Linked DNA regions of Homo sapiens: region 1 is linked to region 2. A link is a loop called in an ENCODE intact Hi-C map of the cell type or tissue named here. Cell type or tissue: IMR-90. All regions are shown on one strand. Links, peaks and the distances in the headings refer to the core of each region. The heading gives the core; the rest is flanking DNA. Region 1 overlaps SDCCAG8 (SHH signaling and ciliogenesis regulator SDCCAG8). Region 2 overlaps LOC105373262 (a long non-coding RNA gene).

The links. A loop is a pair of places that touch in the nucleus more often than their neighbours do. Peaks named below come from ENCODE experiments on the same cell type or tissue, not always from the same donor. Only the 100,000 strongest peaks of a DNase experiment are listed, where the experiment ranks them.
Region 1: it touches region 2 in a loop (11-fold over the local background); 17 of 110 quality-filtered maps call a loop at or near these places.

The regions. Positions count from the first base shown.
Region 1 is chr1:243,472,497-243,480,826 of GRCh38, forward strand. The region is part of intron 16 of SDCCAG8 (SHH signaling and ciliogenesis regulator SDCCAG8); the gene reads left to right. Among named protein-coding and RNA genes, the nearest start is that of MIR4677, 130 kb to the left of the region's middle. RefSeq lists silencers at 3,317-3,490, 3,511-3,805. In IMR-90, for the core only: a CTCF peak has its summit at 3,710; a DNase peak (open chromatin) is centred at 3,705; H3K4me3 peaks cover 624 bases; H3K27ac peaks cover 743 bases.
Region 2 is chr1:244,269,576-244,277,905 of GRCh38, forward strand. All of the region lies in intron 1 of LOC105373262 (a long non-coding RNA gene), which reads right to left. Among named protein-coding and RNA genes, the nearest start is that of SPMIP3, 79 kb to the right of the region's middle. RefSeq lists a silencer at 3,487-3,713. In IMR-90, for the core only: a CTCF peak has its summit at 3,621 (motif pointing left); DNase peaks (open chromatin) are centred at 3,636, 4,376 and 4,876; H3K4me3 peaks cover 292 bases; H3K27ac peaks cover 666 bases.

The DNA of each region.
Region 1 (8,330 bases), core at 205-8,204, 800 kb before region 2:
ACGGAAGCAAGTAAGAAATGCAGCATCCAGGTTAAAAATGAATTCACTTATGGTCAGCTGTGTCCAGGCTGAAAATGAGTCACCTATGGTCAACTGTGGGAAATAGGAAGCTGTCATGCCTACTGCAGCTTCCCTCAAAGGTACTTCGAGCAATGAAAATACATTCTAATTTATTTGCTGTGGAACAATGCAAAGGCTTCCTCAAAAAAAGAAATGAAACCTGGAGAATGTGTGACTGAACTCCAGCAGGAGAACAGGACACAAGTCTAGAAATCTCAAGTGTCTTCAAACTGTTATTATTTTTATGGATTTGTGACTCCAGCAAACAACTTTTACTATCTTAAACAAGGTCATCTGAAAATCACTTGAAGATTGTTACCAAATTCCTTCATAAATATTTTCTACAAACATAAATGTCCACCAGAAATTTCAGATAAAGTACTATTTCTCCTGTGTCAATTCTTTGTATTTAAAATTTATCTCATATACCTAGGTTTTAAAACACGTTTTTAAATTTTCAGAACTCATTTCATGCTGAACATGTTAAGTGCTAGGATATTCTTACTTTGTCTTCCGAGTTTAGGATCTCTGCGGGGGTGTGGGGGGTGTGTCTGTAGAAAGCATAATTTTGATTGTTATCCACCAATTGGAAGAAATCCCTACTTTAATCTCTTTTACCTTCCAAGTGTACATGGTCCCAAATTTGTCAGTCTTAGAATTTCTTGAAACAATGCAATTAAACTGCAACATATTTCCTAACATTCTTAATTAAGACAGTGACTGAAAAATGTAGATTAACAGAAGTTACTGTTTTTATCAACATATTTTCTCTCTCTTTCCCGCCACCATCACATCCCCCTCCCCCTACCCCTTCTTGCTTTAAATGTCTGATGTCAGTTTCATCCACATGTACATTATGCACATGGCACTGAAGAAACAAAGTAAAAAATTCTCTTTTAATTCTGAGCTGCATGCCCAGCGCCACATGCACTGTCTGTTACATGTCGCTTCTTATGAGGTTCATGCTGGGAAGTTTCTTTTTAAAGGCGAAGTGTTTCTGAAGGAAAGAGTTCAGGTTGGGCAGATTGTGTTAGAAAAATCTCACTGTCTCCGAGTGGAATTAATATACTGATTATTCTGTGCAGGCTCAAACTGGCAGCGTGTGCAAAAGTTCAAGAGTGTCTGGGAATTGAAATATGGAGGAGAAAGCGGGAGAGTGAGCAGAGACAAAGAATTGGAAGTAGGGCTCAGAAGTGAAACTAAACGGTAACTTTGTAAAGAGAGGAAGGGAATTCAAGTCTGAACAACTGTCATGAAGCAGTACTTACTGAAAATATTTTTATGGAATCAGGAAGCTCCATTTTCCATGGCACTTTTTAGGAGGGGTCTTACAAATGAGTTTGGTTATTGGAGGAGAGTTGCCGGCGGGGGGGGGGGGGGGGGCCGGGGGAGTACTTCTTTGAGTTCTCAAGATCCTTGCCAGTTTCAATTAAGTCACATGAGAAGCTTAATCACTAACATAGAAATGTAAACGGGTTGCAGTATTTCTTTGGCCTATTAGCCAAGATTTTTTTTTTCCTGTTTATTAAAATTTGAGTCCTTCATGATCACTGACAAACAATGATTCATTGGTTTACAAATAAGGAATTAAAAGGTAAGAAAAGCAAATGCAATCACGCAGCACCTTTCCCATCGCGGGGAAATCAACCTTTTTACTCATTGCCTCTCAGGGGAAAGAACTTGGGACGTGAGCATGGAGTTAATGAAGCTTTCACCCATCTCCTCCTCTCAACCGTCATCCCGGTTTAATCCTCTCCTTCTGCCAAAGTCCAGAGGCCCTGCGAGCCCCCGTGGAGTCGCCTGAGCCAGATGCTCCGCACCCAGCCTCCCCAAGCCCCGGCCGGCTGCCCTCCAGGTGCGGGCTCCAGGCCCTCTCGCGCGGCTTCGGGACTCGGCCGAGCCCGGGCCTAGTATCCAGAGTCGAAGCAGCCGCCGGGAGGTCTGGGTGGGCAGGGAGGCCGAGAGGACGGTGCACCGCCCGGCAGCGCTGAGACCTGGCCGCCTAGGCCACCCTGCCCGGCGAGGGAGAGGGGTGTCTCCTGCCTGGAGCGCTCCGCGGTGGCCCGAGAGCAGGTGCTGGCGTGCGGGAGGCGCACGTGGAGCCCTGCGGTCTGTTCCACCTGCAGAGGCACAATTGCCCAGCGTGGGGTGGAAGGCAGGCTGGGAGCTCCCGGGACGCGGCGTGGCAGCGCAGGGCTCGGCTAGATGCGCTCCTCCTCGGACTGGTTGAGTAAGGGAGGAGGCTCGTCCTGAACGTGCACAGCCGCTCCTAACTCCGTCAACGGAATTTCACTCAACTCCGAGACTGAAGCATTTTATTGGCAGCATTTAGAATCGGGGAAAAATCTACCTTCTGTTTAGCAGTTGCTCTTTTCTGAAGCAGAAAATTATCTCTAGGGATGACTTAGTAATAGGGTACCCCATTGCCATGTGGGTCAGGGATTGGGGGAATGTCCGGATCCTGCCAATGCACCTCTGTAAAAGGTGGCATTCAGCCTGGGAGGAGAGGAGCTGGCAGGGCAGGCCGCCCCCAGACACGCACAGGCCCAAGCTCTGTCCTGCAGCCCCTCCCGGACACGCACAGGCCCTGAGCCCTGTCCTACAGCCCCTCTCCTGTTGTCATTTGCTATCAGGGCAGTTCTACCGCCGCCACTAAGCTTTGCTTCTCCCAACACAACCAAGAGACGGACATATAGCAGTGAATACTGTCTGGATGGTTTAGCATGTCTGGGGCGGGGGTCTTTCTATTGCCTGCAGGGGTTTCCGAGTCTACCCAGCAGGTGCTCACCAGGAGTGGGGGCTGTGACTGGGACCCATGGCCTGTGGTGTGAGGGGTGAGGGGCCACTGTGTACTGTAACCGGGAGCAGCCTGGAAGAAGGCCCCTGCTCCCCCTTCCCTCCGGCGCCTCTTACTCAGGAAATCTTAATGTGGGAAGGATGTGTATGGGGCTCCATAAGCAACACTGACCCAGTCCTGGGGAGAGACAAACCCCTCGTCCGCTCTCAGATCATCCTCAGAGATCCTCTGGGGCCTCTGAGTTGAATCCCAGGCTCTCCCCTGCTTTCGCGAGGACCCAAGGCTTATGCACACAGAGGGTTTCTGGTTGGAACACCTAAAAGTTGATTGATGACAGAGAGATGGTGCTAAACTGGCATATTGCAAAGCAATCTTGGTATTTGTTCTTTGTCACCTTCCTCAAGGCTCAAGGTGCTTTTTGGGCTAAAATGGGGCATTCTGTGAACGTGTGCTACTTTTGAAAAATAGAGGAAGGGGTGTTGGAAGCCTAGACTGGTTCTCTTGCCACTCCTCAAAAAGCAAAATTTTGCAGCCCAAATATTAAAAATTGACTCCGCGTATTCCTTCTCCCCCACAGTGGCACACAACTGGGCAGGCTCCATCTCGTCTGCTGCTGGAACCCACTAGAAACCAAATGAGCCCTCCAGCAGGCCTAATCACTCTGATCTGTCATGGACCTTCTAGCTGGAAGAGTTATGCCATCATATTATCCCAACACTCATCAGTGTGTGGAGGACCCCCTTTTACTGAATGATTTATTGCTCTTTGCAGAATTCCTTTGGCTGCAGATTTTATTTCTGAGTCACTCTGTTCAGCTCAATTGGTCGCCTTCAGTTACCGTGGCAACCAGCAGATGGGGTTCTTTGACAAGGGTCAGCGGGGAGGCTGCCTTGGTTTGGACAGAAGAGGAGCTAAATAAAAAGCTTTCAGCATTGACGGTTCCGTAGCGGACGGCCAGGAGTTGTTATCAAATTACTTGCATTAAAACCTAATTAAGATGTGTGCCAATAAGTGGGCTGTAGTGATTGAATCTGGTTACTTAGCTGCTGTGGGCCCAATCTTATGCCATCACACCTCTGTGGCTAGTTTGACTATCCCAAGAATGGTCAAATATGAAGGAAATTGAGGAAGACCTCACCACAGTGTGGAACGTGACATACTCTGGGACCACACCAGGAGGGTTTTAGTCTCTGGGAGCACCAGAAAGTCCCCATTCAAACAGAAACTTCCTGAAAACACAGCAGTGTGCCCCCCAAACCCAAGATGGCAACTGAACAGGACCTCCATGCGTCTGATAGTTCCATGTCTTCCGTTAAGACTATTGGTAATTCAGTTGCAAATAGCATTCAACAAAATAAAACTGGCTTGTAATCACTCTGGGTTAAAGAAGTCTAAATAGAGACATGCCAACTAAGTATGAAGGATCTTTTCTGGAGTGGGAAGAAAGGAACATTATTGGGCCAGTCAACAAGATTAGAATCCAATTCAGTAGGTTAGATGAAGCTATTAGATCAATATGAAATTGACTGTAGTTGGTAATATACTGTGGTTCTGTAAGAGAATGCCTTTATCCTTAGGAAATACACACTGTAGCATATAAGATAAAAGGGCAATGGTGCATGCAGCTTACTGTCAACTGGTTCTGTACACACACACACACACACACACACACACACACACAGAGAGAAAGGCAGGAGAGCGTAATCAATCAGATGGGGCAAAATTATTACAGTAGGTGAATTTGAATAAAGGGTATGTTGGTATTCTCTGTAATATTCTTGCAACTTTTTATAAGTTTGACATTATTTCCAAATAAACCCATTTTTAAGGACGGCTTTAGGGTGAGGTAGGGTACAGTGTGCGTGGCAGTGTGGGTTTTCCTGCTGGTGCTTCTGTATGGCCTTGAGCCACATGCAGCATAGATACTACTCTGCAAAGATTCTGATTTTCAACAATTTCCATTCCTCTGTCCCATTTCCTTTGCACAGTGGGGCTATCCTCACCATTAGTCTGTTCTTGCTTGAGACAAAGCTGATTAAGGTAACTCTTACTTCAGGCAGATGGTCTTCTAGGTTCTTCAAAGTCTAAGATTCATAACGTGTCAACTCCTGTTTCATGGTGTCAGGATCCTTTATTCATGCCCAGTCTTCCAAAGGTATTACAAACTCAGCCTTGGTTCGATAGCACTTGTATTTTAAGAAGGTTACAAGGTAGTGATTCAACAGATCTAATTGCCCTAAGATGAAGCTGTGCCTCCTTTTTGGTAGAAGCACTGTTTGAAGAAGTTGGTCTTTGAAGAGCCTCGGTGATATTGTCAGAGGCTTTAGGTTCCTGTCAGAGGCAGCTGTGCTGGAGCTTGAAGAGCTGAAAGTGTCCCCTTGGCCATGGGCCCATTCACTGGGGGCCAGTGTGGCACTGTGGGCTTCCCAACATGGTCTTCCAAGCTTCTGGCCTCTTTTGCATCCTTTGTGCCAACACCAGTCTGTGGATGAGATCAATGTGGCTCAGAGTGTGGTTTCCAGAGTACGGTCCTCAAACTGTTACTGGTCTGGGATGAGGCAAGAACTGAAATTGAGTCAGAAATTTTCAAAACAATCAAACACTGCTTCCTCCTTTTTATTGTACTCCACAAAACCATTAGTCTACAATAGATTGGAAATTTTAAAAGAATTAAAATCAAGTCTGGTTCTCCTCACTGAGCTCATTGGGGAATCCCTGGCCTAGGGATTTCCCTCTTCTCCCGCCCCCAGGCCTCGGAAAATGAACTGGTGTCAGCTGCTGCCCAGAAGGTTACCCAGCGTGTTCTCTCTCTCAGGGTCCTTCCCTTAAATTCTCAAGTTTGACATGGAATAGAAGAATGTCGGGCGTTTCAAAAAAGGATTTTGAGATGCTGCAAAGCTCACTGGATTTAGAGTCAAGAGATGTGGGCTCTAGCGCCAGATTTACTACAGACAGGCTGCCTGACCTTGGGCAAGTCACTTATACTTTCTTGGCTTCACCATAATGGGCTGAACTGAATGTTCTCTAAGGTGCCTCTCAGCCCTAACATAATATGATTCTTTTCATGAGAAGAGCAGGACTTGATCCCCCCATCACTTGGGGGCATCCCCAAGGAGCCCCCTGTTCTTCCTCTGCAGGCAGCCAAGGCTAATTAGGAATCTGAGAGAATGAGCCAGGAAAGGGGCAGTACAGGACATACATTCTCTTCATTGAAGGTGGTACCCCCTCCCCACTGCACGATCCTCAGGAAGAATTCCTTTATTGAAACCATTATTGAATAGGGTAGATTTAGGCACGGGAAATGTAAACAGCAAACCAGCCACTAAAAGTGCGTTAATGTCACGCCTGTAATCCCAGCACTTTGGGAAGCTGAGGTGGGCGGATCATGAGATCAAGAGATCGAGACCATCCTGGCCAACGTGGTTAAACCCCAACTCCACTGAAAATAAAAAAAATTAGCTGAGCGTGGTGGTGTGTGCCTGTAGTCCCAGCTACTCGGGAGGCTGAGGCAGGAGAATCATTTGAACCCGGGAGGCGGAGGTTGCAGTGGGCCGAGGTTGTGCCACTGCACTCCAGCCTGGCCACAGAGTGAGACTCTGTCTCAAAAAAAAAAAAAAAAAAAAAGAAAGTGCCTTAATGTTCTGAGCAAGGATAATGGGCTAGAGCGTGTTCCGGAAGCCTCAGCACACTGCTTGTTCTCACTGATAGGACCTCGTTCACGAGATGGAATTATGTAAAATGCCGCAGCAATGGTTAAGTGTTGGAACAAAGTAATACAGCTTTACATTAACATGGTTTATTCACTAGAATTAATGACCTAGAGCAGTAATTGCATTTTCAAAACTTCAGCTTGCTGACTAGGTGTATTGCTATGTAAATAGCTAGCGATATTTGAAGATAGGAACACAGTAAAATCTGTAAAGTAATAGGATTGTAGAAATATGGAGCTGGAGGAGAATGTAGTCATCTTCTAGCCCCGAGGCTGGCAAACTTTAAAAGGTCAGGTAATAAATATTGTAGGCTCCATGGCCATATGTTCTCTGTCGCAGCTACTCGGCCGTTATGGTGCAAAAGCAGCCATAGACAAAACGTGAATGAATGGGCATGGCTGGGTTTCAATGAAAGTTTATTTAGGGGCGCTGCAAGTTGAATTTCATGCAGTGTTCACATATTATACTCCTTTTGATTTTTAAAAATCATTTTAAAATGTAAAAATCACTCTCAATTGGCAGATCATACAGAAACAGGCAGTGGCCTGTAGTCTGAAGTTTGCCGACCTCACTTCTAGTTTTCTCCTCTCATTTCACATGTGAGGAAACTGAGATTCAAAGTGATCACAGGATTTACTTAAGTTCTCATGACTGACGCCAGAGTATTTTAGGAGCAGACTAGGAGAGTTTTCATGTAGACAGTTGGTTGTTTTGATGATGAAAATTGAAGCCACACAAAAATTATTCTCCAGAAGAACTCATTTCGTATGTGTGATTAATACTGTGAATTAGAATGTACCAGTGGTTCTCATGCTTAAGAATTCATCAGAGTCATCCAGGGGCCTTATTAAAACACATGCTGCTGGGCCCCACCCTCAGAGTTGATGGTTCAGGTCTGGAGATCTTATTTTCTCCATTTTACAAATGGAGAACCTGAGGTTGAGAGAGATACTCAGTCTCAGGCTTAAGGTAAAATAGCTAGCTTGTGATGTCCCCCATTTCCAAGTTCAGCACTCATAGGATTAGGATTAGAGCTATAAGTAATCATCAAGCAGAGAGGCAGGGCTGCAGTTTTGTTTAGAGAGATCCTTCTAGTCTAGCTGTTGCGGGGAGTATGGATTCCAGGGGGCCGTGTGGAAGCACACAACTCTATGAGAAGGCTGTGCAGGAACCTGGATGTGAAGTGCTGGCAGCTGGACTTCAAGAGTGAAGGTCATGGAATGGATGGGTGGATGGATGAGTGGGATGGATGGATGGGTGGGATGGATGGATGGATAGGTGGGATGGATGGGTGGGTGGGATGGATGGATGGGTGGATGGATGGATGGATAGGTGGGATGGATGGGTGGGTGGGATGGGTGGATGGGTGGATGGGTGGGATGGATGAATGGGGGATGGATGGATGGATGGATGGATGGATGGATGGGTGGGATGGATGGATGGATAGGTGGGATGGGTGGGATGGATGGATGGATGGGTGGATGGATGGATGGATAGGTGGGATGGATGGGTGGGTGGGATGGATGGGTGGATGGGTGGGATGGATGGATGGATGGGTGGTATGGATGGATGGGTGTGATGGATGGATGGATGGGTGGGATGGATGGATGGATGGGTGGGATGGATGGATGGGTGGGATGGATGGATGGATGGATGGGTGGGATGGATGAATGGGGGATGGATGGATGGGGGATGGATGGATGGATGGGTGGGATGGATGGATGGGTGGGATGGATGGATGGATGGATGGGTGGGATGGATGG
Region 2 (8,330 bases), core at 217-8,216:
AGTGACTTTCCTGTGCCCACCCAGAGCGGAAAACAGGGATTCTATGAAGAAGTAGGAGCTCTCTCCCCAGGCCCCACACACAGCCTGGCAACCCTGCCTCCCATGGGCACCGCTACTCCTGCCCCAGCACTGACTGGGCATGGGAGGACTCCTAAACCACCACCACCACCTCTCCTAATGTCATGGGCAAGAAGGGGGGAATTCCTGCACCTAATAACTCAAATCTGGTAGCCAAGCTGATTTGGGACAGGGATAGACAGTTATTGTTAAAGAGAATATTAGATTAAAGTGTACAATTAAAAGATCTTGTCAGCCATGTGCGGTGGCTCACGCCTGTAATCCCAACACTTTGGGAGGTTGAGGTGGGTGGATCACTTGAGGTTAGGAGTTTGAGACCAGCCTGGCCAACATGGTGAAACCCTGTCTTTACTAAAAGTACAGAAATTTAGCAGGGCGTGGTGGTGCACACCTGTAATCCCAGCTACTCAGGAGGGTGAGGCAGGAGAATTGCCTGAACCCTGGAGGCAGGGTTGCAGTGAGCCGAGATCACACCACTGCACTCCAGCCTGGGCGACAGGGCAAGACTCCATCAAAAAAAAAAAAAATACTAATCATCCCTTCAAGCACTTACTTTAACATTCAACAAACATCAGGCTCCTAGCAAGTGTATGGGAATTAAGTGTGGACAGATTATTAGTATGCCATCCTTGCCTCTCGAACAGGTGATGACTTGTAAGAATGAACTCTTCAGTGTGGGGCAGGGGACGGAGCATGCATTAGAGTCAGACAGAACTAGATAGAGTTCTAGACAGAGCTCTGCTGCTTCCTAGAATAAGACTTGAGCACATTATCTAATCTCTCAGTATTTATCTATAAAGTTGGCATAATAATGAAAATCTCCCCCAGATCTTGCAAGGATTCAGTAACGTAGTACCGTGCTTGGCACAGCATAGTGTTGGGTACATATTAGACAGTTAAGATTCCAGCCTCCAATCCTCCTCCTTCAGTTTCTTCATCTCTAAAGTTTGCTATTGTGTTGGCTTTACCTACCTATAGCTATGAACTGAATGTGTGTATGTCCCCAAAATTCATATGTTGAAGCCTTACTCTCCAATGTGACAGTATTTGGAGGTGGGGCCTTTGGGGGATGATCAGGTCATAAGGGTGGGGCCCTGATGAATGGAATTAGTGCCCTTATGAGAACAGACACAAGAGCACTCTCTCACTCTCTCTGCCACATGAAGATACAGTGAGAAAAAGCCACCTGCCAACCAGGAAGGGGACCCTCGCCAGACTCTGGATCGGCCTGCTCCTTGATCTTAGACTTCCCAGCCTCCCACCTTCAGAACTCAGGAATAAAATGTTGTTGCTCAAACCACCCAGCCAAGCCAAGCCAAGACACTATCTCACAAACCCAGACTTCCTGACACATAAACCCAAGAGCACCACACAGATACATTTCCTCATAAGGACTGTCAAGTCTCTGATTGAAAAAATTAAGAATTCTATTTAAGGTGGGTGGATAGACTGGGAATGTGAAAGGACTCTACAAAAATGAATGATACATCTTTGCTTAGATCTGGAATATGCTGGAAAATACTAAGTCACAGACCAAGTCCTCCTTTGCAATGTCAGCAAACTTTGACCCAAGGGCCGAATTTGTTTCCCCTCCTGCCTATTTTTCTCTTACACTGGAACACAGCCATGCTCATTCATGTACGTATTCTCTACAGCTGCTTGTACGCTAAAACCCCAAAAGTGAATAGTTGTAACTGAGCCTGTATGGCCTGCAAAGCCTAAAGTATTGACTATCTGGCCCTTTCCAGAAAAGTTTTCAACCCCTGATCTATTGGAATACATTTGAGTCTTCTATCGTAAGTGTCCATAAATCTGAGGCTGAATGCTGGAAATTGAACTATTTAGCTCTAGAGCCAGTTAAGGTTTACAAGGCCCAGTGGTTGGAAATTGAGACCAAATGAATCTGAAGGTGAGAACCAAGAGGTTTCCGCCTCATCACTGTGTAGTTCTGAAGCGAACTGTAGATCAAAAGAAGGCTTGAAAAGAAAAAAGCAACAAAATAAAAATGAGTTTTTTAAATGCTAGGCAGCAAAATGGAATTGAAACAGGACTAACCTGAGAGTTAGCCAGCTGTGCCGTAGTGCCTGGTCTGCCACCAATGAGGTGTGCGATGGGGGCAATTGCTTCACTTCCCAGGGGCTGTTACATGATTTGTAAAATGAAAGGCTCACTCATTCACCAAACATTTCTTGAACTCCTCCTAGGGGGAGCTTGCTGTCTTAGACACGAACGTCTGGACCCGCTAATCTCTAAGATGCCTTTCCAGCTTTAGAGCTCAATTTAAAGTGTTGGGTGATACCGGAGCTTTGTGGAGTGGCTATGCGAGGTGCCTGGAGTTAACATTCACACAGTGCTTTTGGTTCTGCGGCATTTTAATGATATTCACCATGGTAGTAATTTATCGCCATCTCTTCTTTCCAAATAGATAGCGTATTAGTGTAAGTCCAGTCCATCAAGCAAGCTTCTTCCATCTGCGAGGGAGGAGGCAGCCCCCGGACAGCTGTGGTTGGGACCTTCACCTTGAATTATGTAACAGTAGCAGGGGATGGGCAGATTGGCCTTCTGAATTATGCTTCCTTAGACTGGCATTTACATGAGTTCGCGGACCCTAAACACTCACCAGCAGACACAGCGAGGATGGCTTTATCCCTGGAGTAATTAATCCATGTAGCAAAGGGATCTCCAAGGTGCTGCCAACAGTCTTGGGATAATTGAGACCTTACAGCAAATAAATCCCCCAGAATCACGACCGCTTTCACCATCCCAAAGCCCCAAAGTGAGAACCACCTTCCAAAAACTCAGAATCCAAAGCCTGTTAATCCCCTTTTGTGGCAAGCCCATCCTCCTGGCCTGCCTGCCCTGCTCTCCTCCCCCATAATACCCATTCAGGGCAGTGACCCCAGTTGGCAACCCGGAGCCGCGTGGGCTGTGGTCAAACGACACCCAGATGAAAACTGCAGCTGATGGCCTGGCCTTTCGGGTCAGTAGCTGCTGTGCACAGCTCTCTCCCTGCCTCCTGAAGTTCAAATGCCAGCCTGATTTCTATCTGGAAGCATCCCAGCCCAAACATGGAACAAAAGTTCCCTCTGACAAGCCCATTTGGGTTCCAAAGTATGTTTTTATGTTTGTTGGCAAATAGAACTGTCACCAGCAACAATAACAACACTGTTTTCCCTCCACTGAAGCTACTTCATTTCTTCACATTTGTTCCAGGGCTGGAACTGGACAGATGAATAATGTAGGCTAGGCGGCTGGCCCAAGTCCTGACCTCGTGCCTCCAAAAGCAAACACAGAGGTGAAAATGGAGACTTGTTTGTTTGAACTCTCACTGCCTAATTTAAAAAAGAAAAGGCAAAAAGAAAAACAAACCTCCCACCATCCTATTTCATCAATGTAGACACTGATGGGTTTTGTTTTGTTTTGTTTTGTTTTTCTTTTCTTTTCTTTTCTTTTTTTTTTTTTTTTTTTTCCATGTCTTACTTTTTGAAACATGGAACTACAGCCCTCTACTGGTGCAAGGAATGAAGCCAATTTCTCAATCATCGAGGCTACCCTGCCATCTTGTGGCCATGTGAGGGATGCACACGTGTAGATCAATTTCTCAGCATCACAAAACAGTCTAGGTAAGACGTTGGAAGGGTTCTTCAAAATATTCACATGGACTTTCATTTAAGACATTTCTTGTATCGTTTGGGGAAAACATCAATGGGATTTGGAGTCAGAATGTTGGTTCCTGCGTTTAAGCTCTGTCAGTGATTTGTGACATCATCCCTGAGCAAATAATTTCATTTTTAGGAACCTGTTTTCTCATCTGTAAAATGGAGGTCATAATAAATGTTTGATTCTTGGAGTTTTGTAGTGTTTACATAAGATCATGCATATGAAGAGTGCCTTGTCCACTTTAAAATCATATGCACATGAATATATTAAAAATCCCTAGAGAAGTAGTTTCTATCATCATACTTGGTAAAACTTTAGAAACTTGAAATCGGTTTCAATGACTAACCTTACTATAGTCTAAAGCCCTGGCCTCAGAATAAAGAGAAGGACTTTACACTGTCTCATGCTTTCCTAAAGATACATACTGCCAAGTCCTCTCCGTTTTCATTTTTCTGATTTAAGTCAAGTCAGTTTCTTCGGCCTTGCTTCACGGGGCCAGCCAATGAATAATGAGGAGTGTAGATGCGTCTTGGGAGGTGAAATAACTTTGCTTACATGGAATCGCAAAGTGCTCATTAGTGTGGGGGCTTAGGTATTTGGCTCCCTCGTCTTTTGGAAAAAGCCCAAACCAGACACAGCAGCTAAAGGAGCCCTCATAGGATGTCTGTGCTGCACGATGCTGACGCAAGATGACTCATCACACACTAGCTGGGTTTGGCCACTGCTTCTGTGCAGCTGTTTGCAGAAAGCCAAAAATTTCTGGTGCCAAGCTGGGGGCTTGGTGAACAAACCCAAATGTTACTGTCCTCATCTCCTGCTAAATTTCAGTCCTGCTCGGGCCGTGGCCCAACCAGTGTTAAGTCTACTGATGAAAGTCCAAGTCACTGTCCTCTGTGCCCTCTCGTTACTGTGTCCTCAGGTTACTGAATTTATCATTCATCTCACTGATGCATAAGGTAGGCTTAGGGTACATTTGGCAGCAGGATCAATAGTTTTGCAAAGAGAAAATAGATGCCAGCCAAAGGAACATCGAATCCTTGGGCGAATGATGAGGACGGATGACTCATGTCCAGGCCATCTTCCCTCCGGGCTGGGCTCCGCTGTCTCCATACTCACCTTCTGTCTCCAAGTTTGGTTCACTAGGCCCATCCTCAGGAAGCCTCCCTTAGGATCCAGGATGAGTCACCAGCACCCCAAGTGTGCTCGCTGGTGAGGATTATAGGAGGGGGAGGTAGGCTGTGTCTACAGGAGATCCTGGGGCACATCTGGGGGATGGAGGTGAAAGGTTATCCCTCTGTCCTACAGAATGAGGGTCCCCCTTCAATCCCCTAGAGGTGACATGCCAGAACGCCTGAATCAGAGAAGGCACTCATTCCTCCCACCTAACTCTTTTTATTTTTTTTAATACTGAGTCTTGCTCTGTCACTCAGGCTGGAGGGCAGTGGTGGGCTCCCAGATCACTGCAACCTCCGCCTCTCAGGTTCAAGTGATTCTCCTGCCTCAGCCTCCCGAGTAGCTGGGATTATAAGTGCACACCACCATGCCCAGCTAACTTTTGTATTTTTGGTAGAGATGGGGTTTCATCATGTTGGCCAGGCTGGTCTCGAACTCCTGACCTCAAGCAATCCACCTGTCTTGGCCTCCCAAAGTGCTGGGATTACAGGCGTGAGCCATTGCACCCGGCCTCTTCCACCAAACTCTTACAGGGTTATCCCAGAATCTTCCAGAGACACCACCCTGTGGATGCAACCTGGGGCTTTCTTCTCCACAGGCCATGTCTGAAAATAGGAGGTTCTTCCTCTCTTCCACACTGGGAGAGAGATAGCAGTCAGGGAGAGAGAGCAGACGGGGAGAGAGATAGCAGTCAGGGAGAGATAGCAGTCAGGGAGAGATAGCAGTCAGGGAGAGAGATAGCAGTCAGGGAGAGAGAGCAGACAGGGAGAGAGATAGCAGTCAGGGAGAGAGATAGCAGTCAGAGAGAGAGAGAGCAGACAGAGAGAGATAGCAGACAGGGAGAGATAGCAGACAGGGAGAGATAGTCAGAGATAGATAGCAGATGGGGAGAGATAGCAGTCGGGGAGACATAGCAGTCAGGGAGAGAGATAGCAGTCCGACAGAGATAACAGACAGGGAGAGATAGCAGTCGGGGAGAGATAGCAGTCAGGGAGAGATAGCAGTGAGGGAGAGATAGCAGTGAGGGAGAGATAGCAGTCAGAGAGAGAGATAGCAGTGAGGGAGAGAGATAGCAGTGAGGGAGAGATAGCAGACAGAGAGAGAGATAGCAGTGAGGGAGAGAGATAGCAGTGAGGGAGAGAGATAGCAGTCAGGGAGAGATAGCAGTGAGGGAGAGAGATAGCAGACAGAGAGAGAGATAGCAGTGAGGGAGAGAGATAGCAGACAAAGAGAGAGATAGCAGTGAGGGAGAGAGATAGCAGACAGAGAGAGAGATAGCAGTGAGGGAGAGACAGCAGTGAGGGAGAGAGATAGCAGTGAGGGAGAGAGATAGCAGACAGAGAGATAGCAGTGAGGGAGAGATAGCAGTGAGGGAGAGAGATAGCAGTGAGGGAGAGAGATAGCAGTGAGGGAGAGTGATAGCAGTGAGGGAGAGAGATAGCAGTGAGGGAGAGAGATAGCAGTGAGGGAGAGAGATAACAGTGAGGGAGAGATAGCAGTGAGGGAGAAATAGCAGTCAGGGAGAGATAGCAGTGAGGGAGAGAGATAGCAGTGAGGGAGAGAGATAGCAGTGAGGGAGAGAGATAACAGTGAGGGAGAGATAGCAGTGAGGGAGAAATAGCAGTCAGGGAGAGATAGCAGTGAGGGAGAGAGATAGCAGTGAGGGAGAGAGATAGCAGTGAGGGAGAGAGATAGCAGTGAGGGAGAGAGATAGCAGTCAGGAAGAGATAGCAGTCAGAGAGAGAGATAGCAGTCAGGGAGAGATAGCAGTCAGGGAGAGATAGCAGTGAGGGAGAGAGATAGCAGTGAGGGAGAGAGCAGTGAGGGAGAGATAGCAGGCAAAGAGAGAGATAGCAGTGAGGGAGAGATAGCAGGCAAAGAGAGAGATAGCAGTCAGGGAGAAAGAGAGCAGTCAGAGAGAGATAGCAGTCAGGGAGAGAGAGAGCAGTGAGGGAGAGATAGCAGGCAAAGAGAGAGATAGCAGTCAGAGAGAGAGATAGCAGTCAGAGAGAGATAGCAGTAAGGGAGAGACAGCAGACAGAGAGGGATAGCAGACAGAGAGAGAGATAGCAGTGAGGGAGAGAGAGCAGTCTGGGTTTTCCTTCAGGAAGGTGCGAGAAGGTGAGGTTTTCTTTAGAGGTTTTTCATGTTCTTTTTAAACACTTAACATGAGCCAAATGAGAGTGGGAATTAAAGGTATGATGGCCAAATCTGACCTGAAGCACCCACTGTCTAACAAGAGCGGAACTGGTGATGGCCACAATAATACTGCAGACATCTCTTGGAGTTTTCTGTAATACATGGAAAAACACCAGCCTTGGAAACTCAGACATCTGGGTTTGAGTGCCAGCCACGAGGCTAAAAGATTCCAGAAGGCCAGAGGGGGAGAGTGTCAGAGTCCACTGCTAGACTGACTGGATGTCTTCACATACAGGACTGGCAAACGGACACTTGTAAGTTTGGAAAATTTGACAGCAAAACAACAGAGAAGGGGGCACTGCCAGCTTTAAATACAATCCAATGAATTAATTTATTTGGAGAAATAATCTCATTTTAGGATATTCTTTTTTATTTATTTAGGATAAACCTATTAATAAAACGGGTAATATGTTACCTGTCCTCTAAATCTGATCTCACAAAAGTGTGAGAAGGAGCAGGGGTCAGGGGATTAGGGGGAAGGGGTGGAGTTTAGGCAGAGACTAGAGTCTCTTCAGACTTTCAGTTTTCTAGATCATATATAAATCACTTTTTTAAAACTTTTATTTTAGGTTCAGGGTTACATGTGCAGGTCTGTTTGTTTATTTTTGAGATGCAGTCTCACCCTGTTGCCCAGGCTAGAGTGCAGTGGCGTGATCTTGGCTCACTGCAACCCGCACCTCTCGGGTTCAAGCGAATCTCCTGCCTCAGCCTCCCAAGTAGCTGGGACTACAGGTGCGTGACACCACTCCCGGCTAATTTTTATATTTCTAGTAGAGACGGGGCTTCACCATGTTGGCCAGGCTGGTCTCAAACTCCTGACCTCAGGTGATCTGTCTGCTTCAGCCTTCCAAAGTGCTGGGATTACAGGCATGAGCCACCAGGCCCGGCTGTGCAGGTTTGTTACGCAGGTAAACTGTGTGCACTGGGGTTTGGTGTACAGATAATTTTGGCACCCTGGTAGTAAGCCCAGTACCCAACAGATGCTTTTTCTGCTCCTCTCCCTCCTCCCACCCTCCACTCTCAAGGGGGCCCCCGTGTGTGTTGTCCCCCTCCTAGTATCCATGTTTTCTCATTGTTTAGCTCCCATTTATAAGTGAGAACGTGTGGTATTTGGTTTTCTGTTCCTGTGTTAGTTTGCTTAGGCTAATGGCCTCTAGCTCTATCCATGTTGCTGCAAAGGCCATGATCTCATTCATTTTTATGACTGCATAGTATTCCAT